4 separate regions of the Homo sapiens genome follow, and all the other regions are linked to region 4. Evidence: chromatin contacts called from ENCODE Hi-C or POLR2A ChIA-PET data. All regions are on one chromosome and are shown on one strand. The core of a region is the stretch at or near the end of the contact, and the rest is flanking DNA. Distances in the headings are between cores, read along the strand shown.

Region 1 (2,700 bases), core at 18-2,517, 160 kb after region 4:
CCTCAATGCCCCTCATTCCCCATCCAATAAAGGCCCCTCATGTTCTGGCACTATGTTTCCTTTCCAATCTTATCTCCCATTATTCATTCATACAAGCCCTGAACAAAATTTGTTAAGTTCCTAATGTATGTCAGTTTCTTAAGTGCTAGAGTCAGAGATGATCAGAAGCACTGTTTTCATCTTCCCAAAATCCACAACTAGAAGGCAGGCAGTCCAGAAACCAATCACTTGGGTGTCTAACAGGCGTCTTGAAATTACATGTTCAAAATTGATTTGATCTTCCCTCTCAAACCTGTTCTTCCCACAGCCTTTCCCACTTCAGCAAATGACAATGGTCTTCCTTCCATTTCTTCAAGTCAGTCTTGGAGCCACTCTTGACTCCTTTCTCTTTCTCTTACAGCTTGTTTCAGCAAGTCCAGCTGGCTCTGCCTTCAAAATACAACCAGGATCTCATCACCTCTCACCAACTCACTGCCACCACCATGACCCAAGCCACCATGCTCGTTTCCTGGGTTACTGCTCTAGCCTCCAAACTGTCTCCCAGCTTCCATCCCTGCCCCTCTATAGTAAATTTTCAACATGGCAAGCAAAGCAATCCTTTATATTTTAATATAAGACAGGTCACGTCTGTAGCCTACCTGCTCAAAATCTTCCACTGGCTTCTCATCTCATTCAAAATGAAAGCCAAAGGCATTCAGGTCGTGTCTAGGACCATGCATCCTCTGGCCCCCACTTCTTTTCCCATTAAAAGTACTTATTGTACCACCACCACTCTCCCTCCTCTCACTCTGCTCCCACGGGTGTGTTTCTCAAACACCATCATGTCCCACCTCTGGATCTTTCCTCCAGCTGCTCCCTCTGCCTGGAATACTCTTCCCTAGGATAGGCTCATGGTTCACTCTCTCACCTCCTTTGGGTCTCTGCTCAACCATCACCTTCTGAGAGAACTTCTCCAACCACCTTGCACAAAATAACACTATCTTTCCCAAGCACTCCCTACTTTCCTTACTTAATCTGATTTATTTTTCAACATTGTACTTATTTTCATTTGACATACCTTCTATTTGTGTTATCTGTTCATTGTTCATCTTCCCCATTTGAATAGAAGACACAGGAGTTCAGAGACTTTGTCTGCTTTCTTCACTGCTGTCTCCCCTGCACTTAGAAGAGTGCCTAGCATGTAGCGTGCTCAGTTAATACATATTGAATTGATTAGTTAACTAGCATGAATAGAGAACTGTTTTCTTTTCCTTCCAATTCCTGGATTCAGTAAAATCCTATTCATTTAGTAAAATCCTACTTGTCTTTAGTCTCAGTTTAAAGGTCACCTCTTCAAAAAGCTATACCTGACTCACCCTAGAGAATTTGGTTCCTCTGGCGTGTGCTCGTGATACTTCATTTGCTGGATGGAACATGAGTGAATGGAGTGGTGGCATTCCTGTCGGCCTCCATCTGCCAGTGTGTCATATTTCCACCTCTATTACTCATCATGGTTCTTCTGGCAGCCAGTGACTAAACCAAGTCACACAGCCAACTTGCTTTCAGAACATGAAGTTCCACTTCAGTATTAGGCTACTGTTGAGTCTCCCCCTCACTCCATCCCAGCTTGTACTACCCAGCCCTCCTCCTGGCCCCAGGCAGGGAGCTCATTCCACAGTTCTTCACTCTTTCCCCTGACAGCCCGACAATTCCTCCCTTCACCTTCCATAGGTCTTTTCCCATGAATTTCTTAAATGAAACATAGTGAGGTTATTGTTCACTATATTGGCTTGCTTATAGACATTTTAGAAAACCTCATATTGCATACTAAGATAGTCACTTAGATATGTACAAATATGGCATTTGAAATGTTCCTACAGAATTCTGGGCAACAAGCTCATGGTCCCTAAAATGATCCACTGTGAAATCAATGGTGACTTAACACTTTTTATCTCCAGTTCTTTTGCCAGAAGCATAACATATTACAAGTTCAACAAGAGCCACTTGATGAGCATGGTAGCCATGCCTGTAACCCCAGCACTTTGGGAGGCCAAAGCAGGAGAATCGCTTCAGGCCAGGAGTTCAACATAGCAAGACCCCATCTCTACAAAAACAAAACAAAACAAAACAAAACAAAAAACCATTAGCCAGATGTGGTGGCCCGCACTTGTAGTCCCAGTTACTCAGGAGGCTGAGGCATGAGGATCACTTGAGCCCAGGAGGTCAAGGCTACAGTGAGTTAAGATGGCACCACTGCACCCCAGCCTGGGTAACAGAGCCTTAAGACCCCATATCAAAAAAAACAAAGAACATTTACTTAACCTCAAAATCCGTCTCTCTAAAAGAATAGTTCATCAATGAATCAATCATTCAACATCTAATGTGTACCCAATGTTGGGTTATATGTTTCTCTTATTAGAGGAAACCAACACATGTGAAACAATGGACAGTGTAGTGGACATCACATGATTTGTTCTGCACAGAATCTGTTTTCCCTTCTGGTTTCCCTTCGGGAAAACACATGTCTCCTCCACTCTCAGTCCACTTGTTTTGGGTAGAATTGAACCTATGTTCAGTGTACGAGTAAACAGCGATCCAAGCCTGGCCAGTCAGAGCATCCCAGCCATGGCCACAGTAATTGGCCCAGGGATGGGCATATAATCCAAACCAACCCAATATGAGTAGATTCAAATACAGTATAGTAGTTAAGCAGAAGACTAC
Region 2 (2,802 bases), core at 250-2,749, 190 kb after region 4:
GGAGGCAAGAGTGGTCAGGATTAATAGCAAATTCATACAAAAACTAGCTTGTCAGACTTTCTGGGTCCTGTACACCTAGCAGATGCATTTCCCAGCATGAAAGATTAGTGCCTGGAATTAGTTGGCCTGGATTCCCTATAGTTTCCAGTGTCACTGGTGAGAGAAGAGTTACAGATTTATTGCTGGACTATAGTGAAATGAAATCATTGTTTGGTCATCATTTCAAACCAACATACAGTCTTACATTTTTCTCTCTCTCTCATAAAAGTCCCTTGACACATTTCCTTCCTTCTTCAAGCAACCATTATCTGCACTCTAAAAAATGAGATCAAGAATAAATGTTTATACAGTAAAGGTAGTCTCCCTGACTATTCAGCATTTAATGATAACATTTGTTTTTTAATTCCTTTCTATTGGAAAAATGCCTTTATTTGTAAATAGTTGCTTAGCAACATTCTTTGTAAATGCTCGTATCTCATTTGGAACACCTATCACTTGGTTCTGGAAGTCCTTAAATTCCTTGGGGCTTCTGCAGCATTCTCAAAATATGGAGAAAAGAAGAAGAAAACATGCAAGAAAGCTGAATCATTCCAATTCTCTAACTACAAGAAGAATTTAATAAAAACGAAAAGTTACCTTCATTTTGGATGGAAGTGACGTGACGCTAAAGGAAAAAATATGAAACTAAGATGCGGGGAGATAAGGAATATTTTGTACATCTATGAAAGAGTCCATGCCTAGAGCAGATCAAGTCAGGAGTGGGAGACTGGGAACATATAAAAAGATATAGAACTTCAGGGTTTTATCATTGCTTTATCACTGAGACTCTGCGGTATCAAATGCAGTCCTAACATTTTACACCTGGTAAGAAAGAATCACAATTATGATTCTCATTAGAAGCCCACACCCTGAGAATGTGTGTGTGTGTGTGTGTGTGTGTGTGTGTGTGTGTGTGTGTGTGTGTGTGTGTGTGTGTGTGTGTTGGGTAGGAAAGGAAATACAGAACCCCAATGAGTTTGTGACATCACTTGGTAGAAGCAGCGTAGGTCCACATCACATGGTACAAGAATTGTAGGTAAAGAGATTTCTCCTGAAGTTGGCAGACTCAGACCAACCATGGGAAAGATCTGACTTTGGGAAAGATATGGAAGTATGACACTCTGTGGAAATCAGGCAGAATATGCCTAGTAGCCAGTCTCCAAAGTGGCTCTGTGATTCCTGTCTCCCGGTGTTCACAGCCTGGTTTAGACCCTTTCCACATTGTACCAGGTTGGTCTGTATGACCAGAGAATATGACAGAAGCAATGATGTGTCACTTCCAACATTAGATTCTACATGACATTGCAGCTTTTGTCTTGGTTGTCCTCTTGTTCTCTATCTTCCTTAGAACACTCATCCTGGAAGAAGCCAGCTACCATGACTTGAGGACACTTAGCCCCAAGGAAAAGCCATTAGCAAGGAACTGAGACTTCCCGTCAACAGCCATGTGAGTGGGCCTTCCTGGAAATTGATCCTGCAGTTTCAGTCAAGGCTTCAGATGATGCAACCCAGATGCTGAACCAGAAACACCCAGTGAAACCACGCCTAGATTCCTGACTCTCAGAAACTGTGGGAGAATAAATGTTTGTTTTAAGCCACTAAATTTGGGGGCAATTTGCTATGTAACAATAGGTAACTAATACAATAAGTTAAAATGCAACATCTGAGAAATTTAGAACATAAACTCCTTGATGATAATGTTATATTTGTTCTTTGGGAGAAAAAAAAAACTGAAAAGAAATCTCTTCATCTTATTGTGAGGATGTAAAATGCATATTCCAGCCACATTATATTCAGTTTTCAAATCACTTTTATCCACCCAGTTATCAAGGACCTTGTATATACATTCTATTAGGATAAAATGATAGAAATATAAAGAAGTGGTAATATCTTCAAAATGCTTAAACCAAAAGTCTGAGACCGACATCTTGCAGCAGGTTTTTTGTTTTCATTCTCAGCATTCATTTGCATTTTATTTAACCCAAGTTAATAGCTATCTAGGCTGTACATTTTCCATTAGACCTTTAAGATCCATTCTTTTCTTTTCTACCTTAGTTTGTACTTTGATGCTGGCCTTTGGGGACTGAATCTATATGCCCCTCTGCCCTCTGGCTTTCTCTTGGTTTCAGCCAATGGAAGAGCATGCAGGAGACCAGAGAGTGAGAGAGGAATAAGATGAAGGTACCTCTACTATTGGCTCCTTCCCTACCATGGATTGGCTACTTCTCTTCACCCAAGACTATGCTCTGGTCAGGCAGCCCACCTAGCTCTCTCCCATAGCCACAGCTGGCCCCCTAGGGCTGAGGAGCGGTAATGCTTCCTGCTGTTGCTAATCCCGGGGTGCTTCACCATTCCTCAGCAGATGAGGGAAACCCTACTCACACCTTTTTAAATACTTATTTTATTTGTTAATGACTTGGCTTGAATGTGCCATGTATTCCCTACCAGGGCTGAACAATACACCAACCTTTTTAAAATGTGAAATTTCCCAAAAAGGTTAGAATTATCACACTCATCTTTAAAGATCAGAATATCTGGAATGCTGGGTCCATATTCCCAAGCAGCTGGCATCTATGCCCTTTTGACAAACAGTGGTCTCTCCAGTGACCCACCAGTCCCCACCATTGCCTGTTGTGCAACTCGCTTGATCAATTCCAAACATGTGTAGGATGTGCTTGCACCTTTATCCTTATTGGAGCTTGTGAACTCAGGCTAAACTGTGGCAGGAGAGACGGTGTTTAACACAAATCACTTTATGCAGTG
Region 3 (2,703 bases), core at 24-2,523, 150 kb before region 4:
CTTGGAGATTCTGGTTACAGACACAGTTCCAATTCTTTCTGAATATCAAAGTAATATATAAACAATGTGTTTGCTAGGGAGAGGTGTGTTTGCTAGGGAGGGTCTAACCGAGAGGATGAGGCTCTAATTACAATATTTATAGTACTTGTATTTTGATTGCTTATGCTTACTCACCACATGATGAGTAAATGGGATGGTCTTTCTGAAGGAAAAGCAACTATACAAAGGATTCAAAGAGAAAGCTTTACCATCAGGCTGACACAAAGGCTATTAATAATCCTGTCCTCGAGGTGCCATGTGAAATCTTGATTCCTAAATGAGAAAATAAGTACATGTAGAGCTGAAATAAGTAAAAATCTATTTATGCAAGAGAAAAGTCACCATTAATTTGCTAAAACATTCCAGACATTTGTAACTTTGTGTGTATTTATATTTATATAATTACTTTCTATGCACACCATTTGATAACTGCCTTTCCCCCCACTTCACAATAGTTTATGGACCTTTTTCCATATTTCCACATCATTAAATAGTCCACTCAGCATTATTTTAAATGACTGAAAGGCACTGCATTGTTAGAATGTACCAGGATTTTAAAACAAATCCTTTTTGTTGGACATTTAGGTTCAACAAACTTTGTTTTTAAAAATCAAGAGGTTAATTCTCTGGTTGCCCATCTGATTGATGACTTAGAGGTGCATAGAGTTGAGGTAAACTGAGTGTGCGAATGTGAACTTGCAGGAGTGGGTGAAGACAGAATGCCTATCTCGGCACTGCAGAAAAAAAGTAGGGAAAGTGCAGCATCGTGAGAAATGCATTTCTGCCTTAAGTTTACTGGGAAAAATCAATTTTAGGGCCTAATAGAGCATCACTTATCTATATGTCACTTGGAATCAGTGTGTTTTCACCATCAACTAAGGACTACTATCTTGGACTGTGTCTCAAGAGAAATGGAGTAGAATCTCCAGATAGCCTTTTTCAGCCTTAGCAACAGGAAAGACAGAAATGACTTGGATATGTACAAACCTTCATAGATGATTGTGTGAAACTTGAGCTTTAAGAAAAAAGATGACAATTCTAAATATGCATTTTCTTGTGAAAGTCATAGAGATATTTTGAGGCGATTCATATTTTTAGATATAGTAGTTATTATTCCCTTCACGAAGAGATAAGATAGGCATTTCATTCCTCTCCCCTTTAGATTCATAAAACAAAGGTGTCTTTCATGGAATCAACTACCCAGCTAGGAAAATGTGTCAGGCTTACCAGTCAAGCTCAAAAATATGAAAAAGGTGACGTCTGTTTAGTTTCTCACAATTTTTTCCTTTTCCCCGATCCCAGATCTGTGAGTCACCATTCTGTGTGAAAAATATTTAGAGTGAGAATTATTCCTTGACAAGTTATGTTGTTAGACGAACTTCCCTATCACTCAAAGAAATGACCCTTATCTCTTTCTTTACTTGAAGAATATCTTGCAAAAACATTTAATCTAGTCCAGAATAATTTCAGGGGTTGACAACACTGCTCTCAAGCCATTTTGTAAATACCACTGCCTCATTTTAAAGAAAAGAACTTCTGTTTTCTTTTCTTGGTTAGTGGATTCTGGTAAGTCCCACCAGTTTGGTTCTATAAACAGAGGCCCTGACAATTTTATTAAGAGCACTGGTTTAATATAATGATTCATGAAAAAAGCCTAGATTAGAATATTAAAATATTAAGTAAGTAGATAACATGCAATTCTACCAGGAGGTATAAGGATGGAAATATCACAAATGCATCTCTTGGATCTATTATGAACATTAAAACCATCAGCCTGAGCACTTACTAGATTTTTTAACTGTGGCGTGTAGGTTTTTCAAAAAATATTTTTACATAAATATGCCCTCCTGTGGCCACTCACCTTTCCCCATTCACATCGCCCTTTCCCTTACCTTCCAATAAGCAAATATATCTTAACTAATGTCAGGCCTTAAGAGACATTTGTATTGGCATTCTATTTGACTTTAAGGTAAAACTAGAAATTTTTAGGAGTCACTTGACTGGTGAAATCACTCTCACTCTTTTTTTATGATTTAATGTTTTTATTGTCACTGTTAACTAGCATGAGATGGGGAAATTTTATTATATATGTGATAAAGGATTAATATCCAGAATATATAGGGAATTCTAAAATTCTACAACAATCACAATAAACACCCTGATTCAAAAGTGGCAAAGGACTTGAAAAGACACTTCTCCAAATAAGTTATACAAATGGCCAATAGGCCTGTGAAAAATGTTCAAACTCACTAATCTTTAGGAAAATGCAAATGAAAACTACAATGACATCTCACCTCATATTTAGGATAACTATTGTTAAGTAAAAACAAAAACAAAAAATAACAAGTGTTGGTGAGGATGTGGAGAAACTGAAACCCTTCTGCACTGATGGTGAGAATGTAAAATGGCATGTCCACTATGGAAAACAGTATGGTTGTCCCTCAAAAATTTTAAAGTGGAATTACTATATGATTCATCAATTCTACTTCTAGGTATATACCCCAAATAATTGAAAGCAGAGACTTGAAATATCTTGAAATTCAATTGAAATATCTCAAAATGGAATTGAAAGCAGGATCTTGAAATATCTCTGGAAGAGATTTTGTGATAGGTTTGGCTCTGTGTCCCCACTGAAATCTCATGTTGAATTGTAATCTCCAGTGT
Region 4 (2,843 bases), core at 313-2,812:
CTCAACACATCATTTGTATACCATACATACATAGAATTTTTTGTCAATTAAATAAATTATTTAAAAAAATAAAATAAAGTTCATCTAGCTGGGTGTTTCCCAAAGTTGATTTTAAAAAATAAATAAATATGTTTATGCAGGTATGGCAAAAAGTGAAATAATGTGAATTATTCAAGTTCAGAGAGGTCAGGTGACTTTCCTGGGATCACACAGAAGACTCCCATCTCCTGCAACTCAGTCTGGTTTTCTTTCTGTCGCATTACCTGCTTAACAATTGTTCTTTAAAATGTTGTGTACAGTAGATATTATTTACATCCTTAGTGTTTTTATGTTTCCCAATTACAATGTGGGTAATTCAATTCTTTCATCGTTAATAGAAATTAGATAAGAAGAAGAATCTGTAAATTTCTGAATTCAATTTTATAAAGTACATTAGAAATATTAAATATCTAGAATTGTAGCATTTTGAAATTATGTAAAAACATAATTATTACAAAATCATGAATGGAAATTCAGGTCCTTTACATTTTGTGGGCTATAAATATTCAGAAAAATTTTAGAAGTTGATGTTCCTCGATGAGAACACATGGACACCTGGGAGGGGAACAACACACACTGGGGTCTGACGGCGGGGGCGGGGGAGGGAGAGCATCAGGAAGAACAGCTAAGGGATGCTGGGCTTAATACCTAGGGGATGAGTTGATCTGTGCAGCAAACCACCATGCCCCACGTTTACCTACGTAACAAACCTGCACATCCCTCACATGTATCTCGGAACTTAAAATGAAAATTGATTAAAAAAAAAGAATAAAAGTAGAGATGAAAGAAATGGATGTTCCTAAAAGAAACAACAGATACCTTTTAAAATACACTTTCAGTATAACTAAGTACCTTTTCAAGTTGGTTAAAAAATTCTAAAAGTAGAGTAGTCAAGTCCTTAAGTAACATGAAGATCCTATCTACAGTTTAAATAAATGTTCAGTCATCCCAACAGGAACAAATCATAAAGAAAATGTAAAGAATATATCAAATTGGCTAAATGCATTCTATATTCGTAGTGTACTCACTGAAGCATTGTTCGTGGGTTTTTTTTTTCTGATTCTTACCAAGCCTACATATTTCTTTTTAATTTTTTCTTTTTATGTTTCCCAAGTTTACAGTTCACATAAAATACCCACTGAAGCAGAGAGAAAAGTGAAACAAATATTTCACAGCTCTTTGGGGATTTGAATGGGTTTTTACAATAAAACCTTGATTACTCAAAGAGCACAGGAGTGCCTGAAACCTGATAGAAGGAACAGAGAGCAGGCAGTTCTAAAGGTGCCAAGAGAGACTCAGAACCTTGTGGAGTTGATGCACTGGCCCTTCAACCCTGGAACCCAGGCCAAGCACCAAACCAGGAAGGGTCCAAACAGCCCTGAACATGGCTATCGTGGCCAAACAAACCAAAAAAAAAAAAGTCACTTGGAAAAGATGTGCAAGGTTGTGGTTTCCTGATAAATTAAGATGACACAGGCAGTACCACAGGGCTTCCTTCATTACATTATTGTGAAATCTGGACTCAAATAGAATGAGGCAAACCCACAAGTTAAAGTGTTTTTAAAGTGGCTCAATAATCACTTTGAAAACAGAACACCCTTTCAGTCAGCATGACTGGAACTTTGATCAACAAATCCCCAAGAGCCACAACCCGTCTTTTGTGAACAAGTAGTATCAAGGTGGGGGTGGGCTTGGAGTGCACTGGATGCTTTTCTTCTTTCATCATGAAACCTGGTGGTTTTGTGTCATGTGATATGTTTTTCAGAGATTCGGCAGGAAGCTTGCACCGAGTGAAGGATTTATAAAGATTATAGGAGATAACACAAAGCTATTTTATCTCTTTAAAAAAAATCAAAGGTATTAAATTTTTTTCTACTTCATTTTTGTTTCCTCATTTAAAAATTAGCTGCCACAAATATTATCCCCCATCTGGGCACAAGGTCAGTTGGCATACAATTTTCTTCTTAATTTTCATTTTCTGGATTCCTTGATGACCTGATTTTGTACAAATTCATGCTGCAGAGATAAGGATTGATTGGCTACAAATCAAGGATCTCTGCAGAATGGGAATGAGAGACAAAGGAAGAGGAAGAGGACGGACACCACAAACCATCTTATCTTTTCAAAATGTGATTGGTGCATTTCCAACATTGGCTTACCTTTCCTTATGCTGTCCATAAATTTTGTGCAGGTGTAAGCTCATCCTACACATGTCATTTGGACCAGACCAAGGCTGCTGTCATGGAGGACCCACACCACAGCTTGGGAACCATTCATCTACCAGAGGGTCACATGACTTCAAATGACTCTTCTAGGGGCCACCTGCCATGATAGGGTACCAGCTCTTCCTCTGAATTCCCAATCCATTTCTTGAGAACTACTGTTTCTAATAAGGTACTGTTTCTAATACCTTTCCAACAATGGTTTATTCATTTATCCATACATTTAAAATACAGATTTTTTTTAGCATCTGCCATGTTTAAGATCCTCCTCTAGCACTAGGAATACATTATTGAATAGAACAAAGTCCCTGATTTCATGGTGTTTACATTTCAAGGGAGAACTATTCCTTCTTAGAACAGAACACCGTACAAAGTTGTAACATAGTAAGTGAAAGTGCTCTGGCCAAGGCTGAGACCACAGTCTACCACGAGCTCCTTGCATTGTGAAGAATGAATATTTCTTAAGCACTTAACTGTGTGCCAGGCATTGTGTAAAGTCCTAATATACATTTGCTTCCTCATCGGGTGGGAAGTTGAGCAGGAGGCTTTCTAAAGTGTCTATTAAAACCCAAGTTATTTGGT

Evidence for each region. A loop is a pair of places that touch in the nucleus more often than their neighbours do. ChIA-PET counts read pairs that join two places held with the same protein, here RNA polymerase II (POLR2A). Pooled maps may share reads with other maps.
Region 1: a pooled map shows a loop between it and region 4 (2.4-fold over the local background). The contact joins the promoter of LINC00607 here to the enhancer-like site in region 4. A Hi-C loop is called at or near these places in 4 of 168 maps with a recorded cell type or tissue (Calu3, GM12878, MCF 10A and 1 more), 1 of 37 single-sample maps with no recorded cell type and 3 of 50 pooled maps. POLR2A ChIA-PET finds 5 or more read pairs at or near these places in 5 of 52 experiments (AG04449, GM12878, HepG2 and 2 more).
Region 2: a map of Caco-2 shows a loop between it and region 4 (5-fold over the local background). The contact joins two enhancer-like sites. A Hi-C loop is called at or near these places in 1 of 168 maps with a recorded cell type or tissue (Caco-2) and 1 of 50 pooled maps. POLR2A ChIA-PET finds 5 or more read pairs at or near these places in 3 of 52 experiments (HepG2, activated CD4-positive, alpha-beta T cell and activated naive CD4-positive, alpha-beta T cell).
Region 3: a loop to region 4 is called in a map of mammary epithelial cell, with 14 times the contacts of the local background. The contact joins two enhancer-like sites. A Hi-C loop is called at or near these places in 4 of 168 maps with a recorded cell type or tissue (Calu3, IMR-90, endothelial cell of umbilical vein and 1 more) and 1 of 50 pooled maps. POLR2A ChIA-PET finds 5 or more read pairs at or near these places in 2 of 52 experiments (AG04449 and IMR-90).

What each region holds. Positions count from the first base shown.
Region 1 is chr2:215,842,269-215,844,968 of GRCh38, forward strand. LINC00607 (long intergenic non-protein coding RNA 607) reads right to left here and starts at 1,268. Exons shown (of 10, transcript NR_037195.1): 1 at 1,058-1,268.
Region 2 is chr2:215,868,877-215,871,678 of GRCh38, forward strand. No RefSeq gene overlaps it. Among named protein-coding and RNA genes, the nearest start is that of LINC00607, 27 kb to the left of the region's middle. Within about 2 kb of position 1,500, at least 3 of the 41 ENCODE cell types and tissues checked have a DNase peak (open chromatin) inside an H3K27ac peak, as active enhancers do.
Region 3 is chr2:215,530,223-215,532,925 of GRCh38, forward strand. No RefSeq gene overlaps it. Among named protein-coding and RNA genes, the nearest start is that of FN1, 96 kb to the left of the region's middle. Within about 2 kb of position 1,274, at least 4 of the 41 ENCODE cell types and tissues checked have a DNase peak (open chromatin) inside an H3K27ac peak, as active enhancers do; they include mammary epithelial cell, where a contact is called at or near this core.
Region 4 is chr2:215,679,694-215,682,536 of GRCh38, forward strand. The region is part of intron 5 of LINC00607 (long intergenic non-protein coding RNA 607); the gene reads right to left. It overlaps LOC102724861 (a long non-coding RNA gene), which reads left to right. Exons shown (of 8, transcript NR_187737.1): 6 at 2,231-2,433. Among named protein-coding and RNA genes, the nearest start is that of LINC01614, 37 kb to the right of the region's middle. Within about 2 kb of position 1,563, at least 5 of the 41 ENCODE cell types and tissues checked have a DNase peak (open chromatin) inside an H3K27ac peak, as active enhancers do; they include mammary epithelial cell, where a contact is called at or near this core.